3 separate regions of the Homo sapiens genome follow, and regions 1 and 3 are each linked to region 2. Evidence: chromatin contacts called from ENCODE Hi-C or POLR2A ChIA-PET data. All regions are on one chromosome and are shown on one strand. Each heading gives the region's core, a stretch centred on a gene start or an enhancer-like site at or near the end of the contact. The rest is flanking DNA. Distances are from core to core; before and after follow the strand shown. Region 1 holds the start of BIRC5 (baculoviral IAP repeat containing 5). Region 2 holds the start of SOCS3-DT (SOCS3 divergent transcript). Region 3 holds the start of AFMID (arylformamidase).

Region 1 (4,659 bases), core at 100-2,599, 150 kb before region 2:
AGGCCGAGGCAGGCAGATCACTTGAGGTCAGGAGTTTGAGACCAGCCTGGCAAACATGGTGAAACCCCATCTCTACTAAAAATACAAAAATTAGCCTGGTGTGGTGGTGCATGCCTTTAATCTCAGCTACTCGGGAGGCTGAGGCAGGAGAATCGCTTGAACCCGTGGCGGGGAGGAGGTTGCAGTGAGCTGAGATCATGCCACTGCACTCCAGCCTGGGCGATAGAGCGAGACTCAGTTTCAAATAAATAAATAAACATCAAAATAAAAAGTTACTGTATTAAAGAATGGGGGCGGGGTGGGAGGGGTGGGGAGAGGTTGCAAAAATAAATAAATAAATAAATAAACCCCAAAATGAAAAAGACAGTGGAGGCACCAGGCCTGCGTGGGGCTGGAGGGCTAATAAGGCCAGGCCTCTTATCTCTGGCCATAGAACCAGAGAAGTGAGTGGATGTGATGCCCAGCTCCAGAAGTGACTCCAGAACACCCTGTTCCAAAGCAGAGGACACACTGATTTTTTTTTTAATAGGCTGCAGGACTTACTGTTGGTGGGACGCCCTGCTTTGCGAAGGGAAAGGAGGAGTTTGCCCTGAGCACAGGCCCCCACCCTCCACTGGGCTTTCCCCAGCTCCCTTGTCTTCTTATCACGGTAGTGGCCCAGTCCCTGGCCCCTGACTCCAGAAGGTGGCCCTCCTGGAAACCCAGGTCGTGCAGTCAACGATGTACTCGCCGGGACAGCGATGTCTGCTGCACTCCATCCCTCCCCTGTTCATTTGTCCTTCATGCCCGTCTGGAGTAGATGCTTTTTGCAGAGGTGGCACCCTGTAAAGCTCTCCTGTCTGACTTTTTTTTTTTTTTTAGACTGAGTTTTGCTCTTGTTGCCTAGGCTGGAGTGCAATGGCACAATCTCAGCTCACTGCACCCTCTGCCTCCCGGGTTCAAGCGATTCTCCTGCCTCAGCCTCCCGAGTAGTTGGGATTACAGGCATGCACCACCACGCCCAGCTAATTTTTGTATTTTTAGTAGAGACAAGGTTTCACCGTGATGGCCAGGCTGGTCTTGAACTCCAGGACTCAAGTGATGCTCCTGCCTAGGCCTCTCAAAGTGTTGGGATTACAGGCGTGAGCCACTGCACCCGGCCTGCACGCGTTCTTTGAAAGCAGTCGAGGGGGCGCTAGGTGTGGGCAGGGACGAGCTGGCGCGGCGTCGCTGGGTGCACCGCGACCACGGGCAGAGCCACGCGGCGGGAGGACTACAACTCCCGGCACACCCCGCGCCGCCCCGCCTCTACTCCCAGAAGGCCGCGGGGGGTGGACCGCCTAAGAGGGCGTGCGCTCCCGACATGCCCCGCGGCGCGCCATTAACCGCCAGATTTGAATCGCGGGACCCGTTGGCAGAGGTGGCGGCGGCGGCATGGGTGCCCCGACGTTGCCCCCTGCCTGGCAGCCCTTTCTCAAGGACCACCGCATCTCTACATTCAAGAACTGGCCCTTCTTGGAGGGCTGCGCCTGCACCCCGGAGCGGGTGAGACTGCCCGGCCTCCTGGGGTCCCCCACGCCCGCCTTGCCCTGTCCCTAGCGAGGCCACTGTGACTGGGCCTCGGGGGTACAAGCCGCCCTCCCCTCCCCGTCCTGTCCCCAGCGAGGCCACTGTGGCTGGGCCCCTTGGGTCCAGGCCGGCCTCCCCTCCCTGCTTTGTCCCCATCGAGGCCTTTGTGGCTGGGCCTCGGGGTTCCGGGCTGCCACGTCCACTCACGAGCTGTGCTGTCCCTTGCAGATGGCCGAGGCTGGCTTCATCCACTGCCCCACTGAGAACGAGCCAGACTTGGCCCAGTGTTTCTTCTGCTTCAAGGAGCTGGAAGGCTGGGAGCCAGATGACGACCCCATGTAAGTCTTCTCTGGCCAGCCTCGATGGGCTTTGTTTTGAACTGAGTTGTCAAAAGATTTGAGTTGCAAAGACACTTAGTATGGGAGGGTTGCTTTCCACCCTCATTGCTTCTTAAACAGCTGTTGTGAACGGATACCTCTCTATATGCTGGTGCCTTGGTGATGCTTACAACCTAATTAAATCTCATTTGACCAAAATGCCTTGGGGTGGACGTAAGATGCCTGATGCCTTTCATGTTCAACAGAATACATCAGCAGACCCTGTTGTTGTGAACTCCCAGGAACGTCCAAGTGCTTTTTTTGAGATTTTTTAAAAAACAGTTTAATTGAAATATAACCTACACAGCACAAAAATTACCCTTTGAAAGTGTGCACTTCACACTTTCGGAGGCTGAGGCGGGCGGATCACCTGAGGTCAGGAGTTCAAGACCTGCCTGGCCAACTTGGCGAAACCCCGTCTCTACTAAAAATACAAAAATTAGCCGGGCATGGTAGCGCACGCCCGTAATCCCAGCTACTCGGGAGGCTAAGGCAGGAGAATCGCTTGAACCTGGGAGGCGGAGGTTGCAGTGAGCCGAGATTGTGCCAATGCACTCCAGCCTCGGCGACAGAGCGAGACTCCGTCATAAAAATAAAAAATTGAAAAAAAAAAAAGAAAGAAAGCATATACTTCAGTGTTGTTCTGGATTTTTTTCTTCAAGATGCCTAGTTAATGACAATGAAATTCTGTACTCGGATGGTATCTGTCTTTCCACACTGTAATGCCATATTCTTTTCTCACCTTTTTTTCTGTCGGATTCAGTTGCTTCCACAGCTTTAATTTTTTTCCCCTGGAGAATCACCCCAGTTGTTTTTCTTTTTGGCCAGAAGAGAGTAGCTGTTTTTTTTCTTAGTATGTTTGCTATGGTGGTTATACTGCATCCCCGTAATCACTGGGAAAAGATCAGTGGTATTCTTCTTGAAAATGAATAAGTGTTATGATATTTTCAGATTAGAGTTACAACTGGCTGTCTTTTTGGACTTTGTGTGGCCATGTTTTCATTGTAATGCAGTTCTGGTAACGGTGATAGTCAGTTATACAGGGAGACTCCCCTAGCAGAAAATGAGAGTGTGAGCTAGGGGGTCCCTTGGGGAACCCGGGGCAATAATGCCCTTCTCTGCCCTTAATCCTTACAGTGGGCCGGGCACGGTGGCTTACGCCTGTAATACCAGCACTTTGGGAGGCCGAGGCGGGCGGATCACGAGGTCAGGAGATCGAGACCATCTTGGCTAATACGGTGAAACCCCGTCTCCACTAAAAATACAAAAAATTAGCCGGGCGTGGTGGTGGGCGCCTGTAGTCCCAGCTACTCGGGAGGCTGAGGCAGGAGAATGGCGTGAACCCAGGAGGCGGAGCTTGCAGTGAGCCGAGATTGCACCACTGCACTCCAGCCTGGGCGACAGAATGAGACTCCGTCTCAAAAAAAAAAAAAAAAGAAAAAAATCTTTACAGTGGATTACATAACAATTCCAGTGAAATGAAATTACTTCAAACAGTTCCTTGAGAATGTTGGAGGGATTTGACATGTAATTCCTTTGGACATATACCATGTAACACTTTTCCAACTAATTGCTAAGGAAGTCCAGATAAAATAGATACATTAGCCACACAGATGTGGGGGGAGATGTCCACAGGGAGAGAGAAGGTGCTAAGAGGTGCCATATGGGAATGTGGCTTGGGCAAAGCACTGATGCCATCAACTTCAGACTTGACGTCTTACTCCTGAGGCAGAGCAGGGTGTGCCTGTGGAGGGCGTGGGGAGGTGGCCCGTGGGGAGTGGACTGCCGCTTTAATCCCTTCAGCTGCCTTTCCGCTGTTGTTTTGATTTTTCTAGAGAGGAACATAAAAAGCATTCGTCCGGTTGCGCTTTCCTTTCTGTCAAGAAGCAGTTTGAAGAATTAACCCTTGGTGAATTTTTGAAACTGGACAGAGAAAGAGCCAAGAACAAAATTGTATGTATTGGGAATAAGAACTGCTCAAACCCTGTTCAATGTCTTTAGCACTAAACTACCTAGTCCCTCAAAGGGACTCTGTGTTTTCCTCAGGAAGCATTTTTTTTTTTTTTCTGAGATAGAGTTTCACTCTTGTTGCCCAGGCTGGAGTGCAATGGTGCAATCTTGGCTCACTGCAACCTCTGCCTCTCGGGTTCAAGTGATTCTCCTGCCTCAGCCTCCCAAGTAACTGGGATTACAGGGAAGTGCCACCACACCCAGCTAATTTTTGTATTTTTAGTAGAGATGGGGTTTCACCACATTGCCCAGGCTGGTCTTGAACTCCTGACCTCGTGATTCGCCCACCTTGGCCTCCCAAAGTGCTGGGATTACAGGCGTGAACCACCACGCCTGGCTTTTTTTTTTTTGTTCTGAGACACAGTTTCACTCTGTTACCCAGGCTGGAGTGGGGTGGCCTGATCTCGGATCACTGCAACCTCCGCCTCCTGGGCTCAAGTGATTTGCCTGCTTCAGCCTCCCAAGTAGCCGAGATTACAGGCATGTGCCACCACACCCAGGTAATTTTTGTATTTTTGGTAGAGACGAGGTTTCACCATGTTGGCCAGGCTGGTCTTGAACTCCTGACCTCAGGTGATCCACCCGCCTCAGCCTCCCAAAGTGCTGAGATTATAGGTGTGAGCCACCACACCTGGCCTCAGGAAGTATTTTTATTTTTAAATTTATTTATTTATTTGAGATGGAGTCTTGCTCTGTCGCCCAGGCTAGAGTGCAGCGACGGGAT
Region 2 (4,248 bases), core at 1,749-4,248:
CAGTGAGTCCCTCAGCCTCTCCACCCATCCAGGCTGAGTATGTGGCTTTCCTATGCTGGGTCCCTCTCCATGGGACAGGGAGCATTTAAGGCGAATCTCTTAGCCAGACATAGTCAGGAGGCACAGAGTAGAATCCCCTGTCTTCTCTACCAGGAGCCTGAGGTGAAAGATGTCCCGTCTCCTCCATCCTCCCGCTCCATCCACCCAGGTACAGGAAGGTATAGTATGAGTAGGAAAAGGAGACCAGCTGACCAGCCCATCCATCCCCTCCAAATGTTGCTTCCCCCTTAAAACGGAGGAAGGGCCCTGGGCTCTCAGGCACCAGGTAGACTTTGGAACCTGTGTTTTCGGTGACTGTCCCGGAGGAGAGGATGTGGGGTACCAGGATGGTTCCCTTCAGGTCACCCCAAGCCCTTCTCCCCGGAGCCAGGGAGAGGAGCATGTCACCAGGATCCTCGCCTGGGGTGGGCGGGGGGTGTGACCATTTCCTTCGCCAGCCCGCAGCCCTGGGGCCCTCAGGACCTCTCTCTCTTCCACCTTTCCCAGGCTCCACAACCAGCTCAGGTTTAAACCAAATCAAAGAGCAAACAAGTTCCGTTGGAAAGTTTGAAGATTCCCTGGCAGTTCTCATTAGTTCAGCATTCCCGAAGTGTCCCCTGTTTGGAGGCAGAGGGGAAGCTGAGGAATTGAAGGAGAATCCACTTGTGGTTGCTATCGTCCCACCAGGACAGCTGGCTCCTCCGGAGAAGCTGGAGACTCAGGTGGTACTCCCCCTTCCCTCCAACACATTCCAGGTCCGCCTGCCACATTCTGCAGGGAGAGGGCAGAGGGAGGGGCCTGTCCGCCCTCTTTCCCCCCAGAGCTACAGGACTCTCTCCTGGTTGGCTTCTTGTGCTTGTGCCATGTGCCACGGAGGAGAGGGGCCTGCGTCCCCTCTCCCGACCCATGCCCTTTGCGCCCTTTACCCCTTAAAGCGGGGCATCGTACTGGTCCAGGAACTCCCGAATGGGCCCCGGCAGCTGGGTGACTTTCTCATAGGAGTCCAGGTGGCCGTTGACGGTCTTCCGACAGAGATGCTGAAGAGTGGCCACGTTGGAGGAGAGGGGCCGGCTCAACACCAGGGGGATCTTCTCGCCCCCGGAGTAGATGTAATAGGCTCTTCTGGGGGGACTCCCAGGGAGTGGCTGGGCAGACGGCTGCTCGGGCACCTCGGAGGAGGGTTCAGTAGGTGGCGAGGGGAAGGAGGGGGCTCCAGGGGGCGGCATGTAGTGGTGCACCAGCTTGAGCACGCAGTCGAAGCGGGGCACGGGCTGCGTGCTCCGGGGATCGCTCTGCAGAGAGAAGCTGCCCCCCTCACACTGGATGCGCAGGTTCTTGGTCCCAGACTGGGTCTTGACGCTGAGCGTGAAGAAGTGGCGCTGGTCCGAGCTGTCGCGGATCAGAAAGGTGCCGGCGGGCTCGGCACTGAGCAGCAGGTTCGCCTCGCCGCCGGTCACTGCGCTCCAGTAGAAGCCGCTCTCCTGCAGCTTGCGCACTGCGTTCACCACCAGCTGGTACTCGCTCTTGGAGCTGAAGGTCTTGAGGCGCAGGCTGGTGTCCAGGGGGCGGCTCATCCCGGCGGCGGGAAACTTGCTGTGGGTGACCATGGCGCACGGAGCCAGCGTGGATCTGCGCGGCGGCGGCTGCAGCTGCTTCGCGGCCTCCGCACAGCGGCCGCTACCGCATCCCGGGGGGCTGCGGAGAGGAAGGCGCGAGCGCGTTGAGTGCCCGGAACCCTCCAGCGCGCCCGGCCCGCCCCGGCTCCCCTGCCTTCGCCGAGCGACTGGGGCACCCACTGCCCCGGGGGCCCTCTCCTGGGCCCGCGCTCCGATCCAGGCGCCTCACGGAGCCCGCACGGCTCCCGCCCCTGCCGGCAGGGTGGCCCCGGGCAGCCCCTTCCCAGGCGCGCACTGCAAGGGCGCAGCGTGGGAAACTCGCGCGCGGAAGTTAGGTCTCCAGGAGTGTGGCCGGGTGGGGAGCAGGAGAAGGGCCCCCGGGACTGCCTGGGCGCCGCTCAGTCCAGTAGCCCCGGGCGGTGTGGACGGAGGGAGAAACCCGAGGCACGGGGGTAGGGAGGGGACAGGAGAAGCCCGAAGGCCCCAGCCGGAGTATTCCGGGAACCTGGGATCTCCGGCTTCCATCCGCTCTGCCCCTACCTCGTCACCTCCCTGCCGGGAATGACCCGGGAAGGGGAGGGGAAACCGGGAAAAGCTCCCGGGACTGAGCGAGACCCCTCCCCACGCCGCGCTCCTCCTTCCTACCTGGTCCCGAATCGAAGTCTCCGTCCTTGGGGCTGAGCCCCCTCGGGTCCCCAAGGCGACGCGGCGGCGAGACGGCCAGCGGTGGCCCGCGCTGCGCCCAGATGTTGGCGGCCGTGAAGTCCACAAAGGAGCCTTCGCGCGCGCGTCCCTCGAGCTTCCCCTGGGCGCCCGCCCTGCCCCCTGCGCACCCCCGGACCAACCGGGAGGGGACCAGGAGAGGGACCGCGGCAAGGGGCCGCGGCGGGAGCTGGGCCGGGCGGGCGGCTGGCGGCTGGCTGCGTGCGGGGCCGAAGCGGCAGCAGCGGAGCAGGGAGTCCAAGTCGGAGCCGCCGCGGAGGCCGCGCTCGCGGGTATATAGGCGGCCGCCGCGCCCCGCCCCCCGATTCCTGGAACTGCGCGGCCGGCCTTCTTGTAATGTTTAGTCACTACTCGCAGCAGAGAAAGGCTGAGCGCGGAGGGTGAGGGAGGGGCCGCGGGCGCCGAGGGCGGGCCGCGAGCAGGGGCAGGGACCGGGAGGGACGCGCGCGGAGACAAAGCGCGACGAGAGGCGGCCGAGGCGGCCGGTGGGCGCGGCGCCAGCCCCGGCGGCGCGTTCCTGGCAGCGGCCCCTCCCCGCCGCGCGCTCCGCCCCCAACTTCTCATTCACACTTTCCCCCCACCCCCCTCCCTTCTAAGAAGGCTGATTTCTGGCAGAGGCGGGGGCGCCGCTTCGGGAGAGCGGGCAGTTCTAGGAGGCCGACCTGGAGAGCCTCCCGGTTCCCCTTCCCCTTTTCCCGGACCCCGCGGGGACACCCCCTCGCCGCCACCCGGGCCTCCCCGAGGGCCCAACTGCGGGTCAGGCGGCCCGGGCCAGCCGAAAGGGAAGTGGGGCTACCCCACAGCCAGGCAGCGGGGCTGGGGTCAGACCCGGGAGCCGGAGGTTGGAGACGTGCGACAGTCACCTGCGGGCAGATTCCAGAGGGGAGACCCAGGGCTGCAGGGGACGCCCCTTCGTGGCAGCTACCCAGCCTCGGCCCACTGCCAGGTTCTTTGCCAACCCTGACGCGAGTGTGGAGCCCCCCTCCCCTCCCCTATGAAAACGCTTTCATGCACTGGGGTCTGCAAACCTGGTTGGTCCGGTGTGGGTTGGGCCAGGTGCTCTCGGCCGGGCTGGAGAGCTCGAGGTGGAACGATGGCCCCAACCTACGGCCCGCGTCCGCCAGAGGGCGCCCTGGGGTCTCCTAGGGGAGGGCAGTTTGGTGCTGCGCGGCCCAGGCCTTGGAATAGGCACGCCAGGGATCTGCGGGAATGGCTGTCTCCGGAGCTGGAAAGGTGGCCGAGAAGGGGGCATTCACACCCCAGGCTGGGGTCAGACCTGGGAATAAAATTCTAGCAGGAGAGAATTTCCGGAAAGCAGTTTTCCGGGGTTCAGGCTACTGCCAGATGGCCCACACCCCCTGGAATGTGACCCCCTGCCTCTCTTGGGGTGGGGGAGGACTTGATCACTGGCGGGGAGGGGGTAGAGGGGAGGAGAGGAAGTGATTGAGGTGAAAGATTGGTTTGCTGCTGGTCACGTTGGCACTGACGTAGATAGTTTGGGCTTGGAGACCCGGGGCCAGCCTTATGAAGGATGGCAAGTTTTGTCATCTTGTCCCCAAATGGGCTGTGTGGTGCTGGGGACACCCGAGAGCTGCCTCAGTGGCATTTAGATTTTCACCTCTCGGGATGCAGACGCTGTGGGCCTGGGGCCCTGCGCTCTTCCTAGATACCAGGATAATGAGGTGCTGAAAGGGAAGGAAGAGACTGCCGCCAGGGACAGGGAGCTTGGGATGCCAGAACCCAGAACTGGCCCTTTTGCCGGCCCTGGAATTGATAGGTGCGCACTGCCTTTGCCACTGTATCCTCAGTCCGTGCCATCACCTCTCCCCAGCATGTGCTGGGGACTCAGTGAGATTTGGACAAGACACAC
Region 3 (4,461 bases), core at 950-3,449, 170 kb before region 2:
GTGCTGCAAGAGGAGAGAGGGTCAGGTGAGGTCCACGGCGGGAGGAGTGGGAGAAGGAGACCCCTCCCCAACAAGCCTGGCTCCTCATTGTCCCTAGTGGTATGCAGACTGAGCCCACCACAGCCAGAAAAGAGCAGGGCAGAGCAGGCAGGGTATAATATCCCTACAAAGAGGGTTGGAAGTCAGAATTCTCTATGGGGAAGAGGTCCAGGAATGGTACTCAGGTGGTCCCAGGAAGTGTGGGAGGAGTAACCTTCTCCAAGATGTAGTGGGGAAGGCAGAAGCAAAGGCTACATGTAGAGGGAACCTGCGACTGCATTCCAAAGTAACCTCATCCCAGAGTTGTTCCCAGAGTTCAGAGTTTTTCTTTCTTTCTTTTTGGGGTGGAGTCTCGCTCTGTTGCCTAGGTTAGAGTGCAGTGGAGCGATCTCAGCTCACTGCAACCCCTGCCTTCCGGGTTCAAGAGATTCTCCTGCCTCAACCTCCCGAGTAGCTGGGATTACAGGAGGCTGCCACCATGCCCAGATAATTTTTGGTTTTTTTTTTCAGTAGAGATGGGGTTTTACCACGTTGACCAGGGTGGTCTCAAACTCCTAACCTCAAGTGATCAACGCACCTCAGCCTTCCAAAGCGCTGGGATTAAAGGCGTGGGCCACCACACCTGGCATACAGCTTTTCTAAATTAATTTCAGAAAGTCTTTGTGTGCAGCGTCAAAAGCACTTGCTTCTGGGTCCAAGAAGTCCAACTCTGAGCCACATCTTCCTGAGCAAGGGGTTTGAGCTGAAGTGATCCCCAGGGCCATAAAAGAATGTTGGGGCAGGGCATGGTGGCTAACATCTGTAATCCCAGCACTTTGGGATGCTGAAGTAGGAGGATTGCTTGAGACCAGGAGTTCAAGACCAGCTTGGGCAACATAGCAAGACCCCAGCTCTATAAAAATAAAATAAAATTAGCTGGGTGGAGGCGGGGGGGTGCACGCCTGTAGTCCCAGCTACTTGGGAGGCTGAGGTGAGAGAATTGCTTGAGCCCAGGAGTTTGAGACCAGCCTGGGCAACATAGCAAGATCCTACCTCTAGAAGAACAAAAACAAAACAAAAAGAATGGTGCGTGGGTAGTTTACTCAAGAAACTCACTAGCCCCACCCGGGTCAGGGAATGGTTCTATCACCTCAGGAGAGCAGAGGCTCCACGGCTTCAGACTCCTTGGTTTAGAAAGCGACTACGTTTCCTTGGCCTTAGAAGGAAACAGCCACATTGAATAGGGGTGTACAAAAAGGCCTGGCCTACAGGGGACACAACTGGTTGCCACCTTCTCAGAGGACTTGGTGGGGAAGACAGCTAAGCTGTAAGCAGCTGTCACCAGCTCCAGGAGGGAGTGGCGTCCACACAGGACGAGGGGCTTGGCCTGGGCAGAAGAGGGCAGAGACTTCCTCCTGGACTGAATTCAAGGGAGGAGCACCCCAGGCGGGAGCTGTAGGAGGCTGTGCTGGTCCTTCTAGGGGAAGGGAAGGGGAGGGAAGGGAAGGGGAGGGGAGGGGAGGGGAGGGAAGGGGAGGGGAGGGACGGGACAAGGGGTCCCCGGAGAAGAGGAAGGAGCTCCACCCCAGCCCCGCGAAGCCATTACCTTTTTCCTGAGAACATCGGCCCGAGAATCACCTAGGAGAGAAGGTGAGGTCATTTGAGGGCCCGCCCTGCGCGGATGCCTGGACACAGGCTATCACCACGACCACCTCATCCCCAGCCACGCGCAGGGCTGGCCCCCGCACCTGGATCTGCCCCCGGGTCTTGCTGGGGGAGCCAGGCAGCACAGTGGGCAGGTTAATGCAGCTCATTGCGCCTCCGGGAAGTTCACGAACCCGAGTACTCTCCAAGGCCGTCCCGCAGTAAGCCCCTGGTTCCCGCGCCGACCGCTTTAAACCACGGCGTGCTGGCCAATCACGAGCCGGCCCCGCCGCCATGGGGCCAATCAGCGCCCGGCCGCTGACCTGGCGGGAGATTTGGCCGCAGCCCGCCCCCTCGTGGGAGGAATCCGGGACGTGCGCCCAGGGACTGGGAGGGCCTGGAAATCAGGGCGATGGACGTGGCTGATCGGGGTGGGGCCTGGTCTGAGCCCCGCCTCGGTCCGCCCACCAAGTTTAAAGGGGCGGAGCGAGGCGGGGCTCTGGCCATATAAACAGAGGGACGCACGCCCATGCGGCTGTAGACGCCATGATGGATGTGTCTGGTGTGGGTTTCCCAAGCAAGGTTCCTTGGAAGAAGATGTCTGCAGAGGTAGGTGGATTGCAGGGAGGGACTAAGGGGCTGGGGCGGAGTTAGCTCATTTATTAGATTGGAATTCCAAGAAGGAAGCTTAGAAGCCGTCTAGAGCACTCCTGTGGGCATGCAGAGCGCCTAGTGCGTGCCAGGTCCCCAGTGCTTGAGCACCATGGTGTATTTTACCTTCTCCTAAGGATTTTTGTTAACCTGGTTTTCAGGATAAAGAAAATTGAAGTCCTGACTATGCTAATAATATCCGTAGACCCTGCCAGGCGTGGCGGCTCACACCTGTAATCCTAGCACTTTTGGCGGATCACGAGGTCAGGAGTTCGAGACCAGCCTGGCCAACATGGTGAAACCCCGTTTCTACTAAAAATACAAAAATTAGCCGGGCGTGGTGATGTACCTCTGTAATCCCAGCTACTGGGGAGGCTGAGACAGGAGAATCGCTTGAACCCAGGAGGTGGAGGTTGCAGTGAGCCGAGATCATGCCATTTGTACTCCAGCCTGGAAGGCTGGGCGATAGACCAAGACTTAGTCTCAAAAAAAAAAAAAAAAAAAAAAAAAAAAATCCATAGACCCGCAGGAGGTTAGGGGACAAAGTTCTGGACCTTGATCTGAGGTTACACAATGTTTTTGGGTCTGTGCTTATGTGGCACAGGCTGAAGGATTCAGAACAGCTGGTATTTACATTGGGGTTGTGAAGGTTAGAAACATACAGGCCGGGTGCGGTGGCTCAAAAAAAAAAAGAAAGAAAGAAAAGAAACCCATTGTATAATCATGATCATAAATAATAGCAACAAAGATGGTGGTAGTGATCACAGAGTGTGCCAGGTGTGGCTGTAAGGATCCTACAGGTAATAACCTTTCCAGGTACAGATTGGACAGATCCAAGGACCTCTGACAAAGAGCTCCTTCACTGGGAGGAAGAAGCAACCCACACTGACTGGCTTGCTTTATTTTACTCGCATGCTTTATCTCTTTTAACCTTGTGATTTGGATACATGCCTTCTTTTTTTGAGACACAGTCTCGCTCAGTCACCCAGGCTGGAGTGCAGTGGCATGATCTCGGCTCACTGCAACCTCTACCTCCCGGGTTCAAGTGATTCTCCTGCCTCAGCCTCCCGAGTGGCTGGGATTACAGGCACACTGTAGCTGGTACTACATGCCTGGCTAATTTTTTTTTTTTTTCTTTTGAGACAGAGTCTCGCTCTATCGCCCAGGCTGGAGTGCAGTGGCGCGATCTGGGCTCACTGCAACCTCTTCTTCCAGGGTTCACGCCATTCTCCGGCCTCAGCCTCCTGAGTAGCTGGGACTACATGCGCCCGCAACCATGCCCGGCTAATTTTTTTGTATTTTTAGTAGAGATGGGGTTTCACTGTGTTAGCCAGGATGGTCTCCAACTCCTGACCTCATGATCCGCCCCCCTTGGCCTCCCAAAGTGCTGGGTTTACAGGCATGAGCCACTGCGCCTGGCCAATTTTTGTATTTTTAATAGAGATGGGGTTTCGCCATGTTGGACAGACTGGTCTTGAACTCCTGGCCTCAAGTGATCCACCCGCCTCGGCCTCCCAAAGTGCTGAGATTACAGGTGTGAGCCACTGTGCCGGGCCTGGATAGATACCTTCTACCAGTCAGGAAACTGAATCTCAGAGACTAAGTAACTTGTTGAGGATAAAACAGTAAGTAAGTGAGGGAGGTCAGATGGCATTTGACCTCAGGCCTTGCCATGAGGCTGCCCTGACTTCCCATTTCTCATGATGGTTTTGAGCCCTTTCTTCAAAATCTGGTTCCTTGTTACTTTTTTTTTTTTTTTTTTTTGAGATGGAGTCTCGCTGTTGTCACCCAGGCTAGAGTGCAATGGTGGGATCTCAGCTCGCTGCAACCTCCACCTCCCGAGTTCCAGCGATTCTCCTGCCTCAGCCTCCCGAGTAGCTGAGATTACGGGCGCCCGCCACCATGCCCAGCTAATTTTTGTATTTTTAGTAGAGACGGAGTTTCACCATGTTGGCCAGGATGGTCTCGAACTCCTGACCTCAGGTGATTCACCCGCCTCAGCCTCCCAAAGTGCTGGGATTACAGGTGTGAGCCACCACGCCCAGTGTTTTGTTTTTTTTTTTTTGAAACAGGGTTTTGCTCTCTCAGGCTGGAGTGCAATGGCGCAATCTTGGCTCACTACAATCTCTGCTTCCTGGGCTCAAGCGA

The links. A loop is a pair of places that touch in the nucleus more often than their neighbours do. ChIA-PET counts read pairs that join two places held with the same protein, here RNA polymerase II (POLR2A). Pooled maps may share reads with other maps.
Region 1: a pooled map shows a loop between it and region 2 (5-fold over the local background). The contact joins the promoter of BIRC5 here to the promoter of SOCS3-DT in region 2. A Hi-C loop is called at or near these places in 1 of 168 maps with a recorded cell type or tissue (naive thymus-derived CD4-positive, alpha-beta T cell), 2 of 37 single-sample maps with no recorded cell type and 7 of 50 pooled maps. POLR2A ChIA-PET finds 5 or more read pairs at or near these places in 6 of 52 experiments (CD4-positive, alpha-beta T cell, H1, HEK293 and 3 more).
Region 3: a loop to region 2 is called in a map of ascending aorta, with 2.3 times the contacts of the local background. The contact joins the promoter of AFMID here to the promoter of SOCS3-DT in region 2. A Hi-C loop is called at or near these places in 3 of 168 maps with a recorded cell type or tissue (ascending aorta, esophagus muscularis mucosa and gastrocnemius medialis), 1 of 37 single-sample maps with no recorded cell type and 13 of 50 pooled maps. POLR2A ChIA-PET finds 5 or more read pairs at or near these places in 10 of 52 experiments (B cell, BJ, H1 and 5 more).

The regions. Positions count from the first base shown.
Region 1 is chr17:78,212,904-78,217,562 of GRCh38, forward strand. It overlaps BIRC5 (baculoviral IAP repeat containing 5), which reads left to right and starts at 1,350. Exons shown (of 4, transcript NM_001168.3): 1 at 1,350-1,524; 2 at 1,777-1,886; 3 at 3,761-3,878. The coding sequence starts at 1,414. RefSeq lists an enhancer at 1,095-1,996.
Region 2 is chr17:78,357,450-78,361,697 of GRCh38, forward strand. SOCS3-DT (SOCS3 divergent transcript) reads left to right here and starts at 2,999. Exons shown (of 5, transcript NR_110847.1): 1 at 2,999-3,324. It overlaps SOCS3 (suppressor of cytokine signaling 3), which reads right to left and starts at 2,628. Exons shown (of 2, transcript NM_003955.5): 1 at 2,301-2,628; 2 at 1-1,734. The coding sequence starts at 1,646. The coding sequence ends at 969. RefSeq lists enhancers at 1-37, 1,984-2,632 and silencers at 1,740-1,979, 2,390-2,669, 2,680-2,989, 3,050-3,249, 3,480-3,529.
Region 3 is chr17:78,185,163-78,189,623 of GRCh38, forward strand. It overlaps AFMID (arylformamidase), which reads left to right and starts at 2,200. Exons shown (of 11, transcript NM_001010982.5): 1 at 2,200-2,271. The coding sequence starts at 2,209. TK1 (thymidine kinase 1) reads right to left here and starts at 1,890. Exons shown (of 7, transcript NM_003258.5): 1 at 1,767-1,890; 2 at 1,625-1,656; 3 at 1-3. The coding sequence starts at 1,832. RefSeq lists an enhancer at 1-4 and a silencer at 2,043-2,182.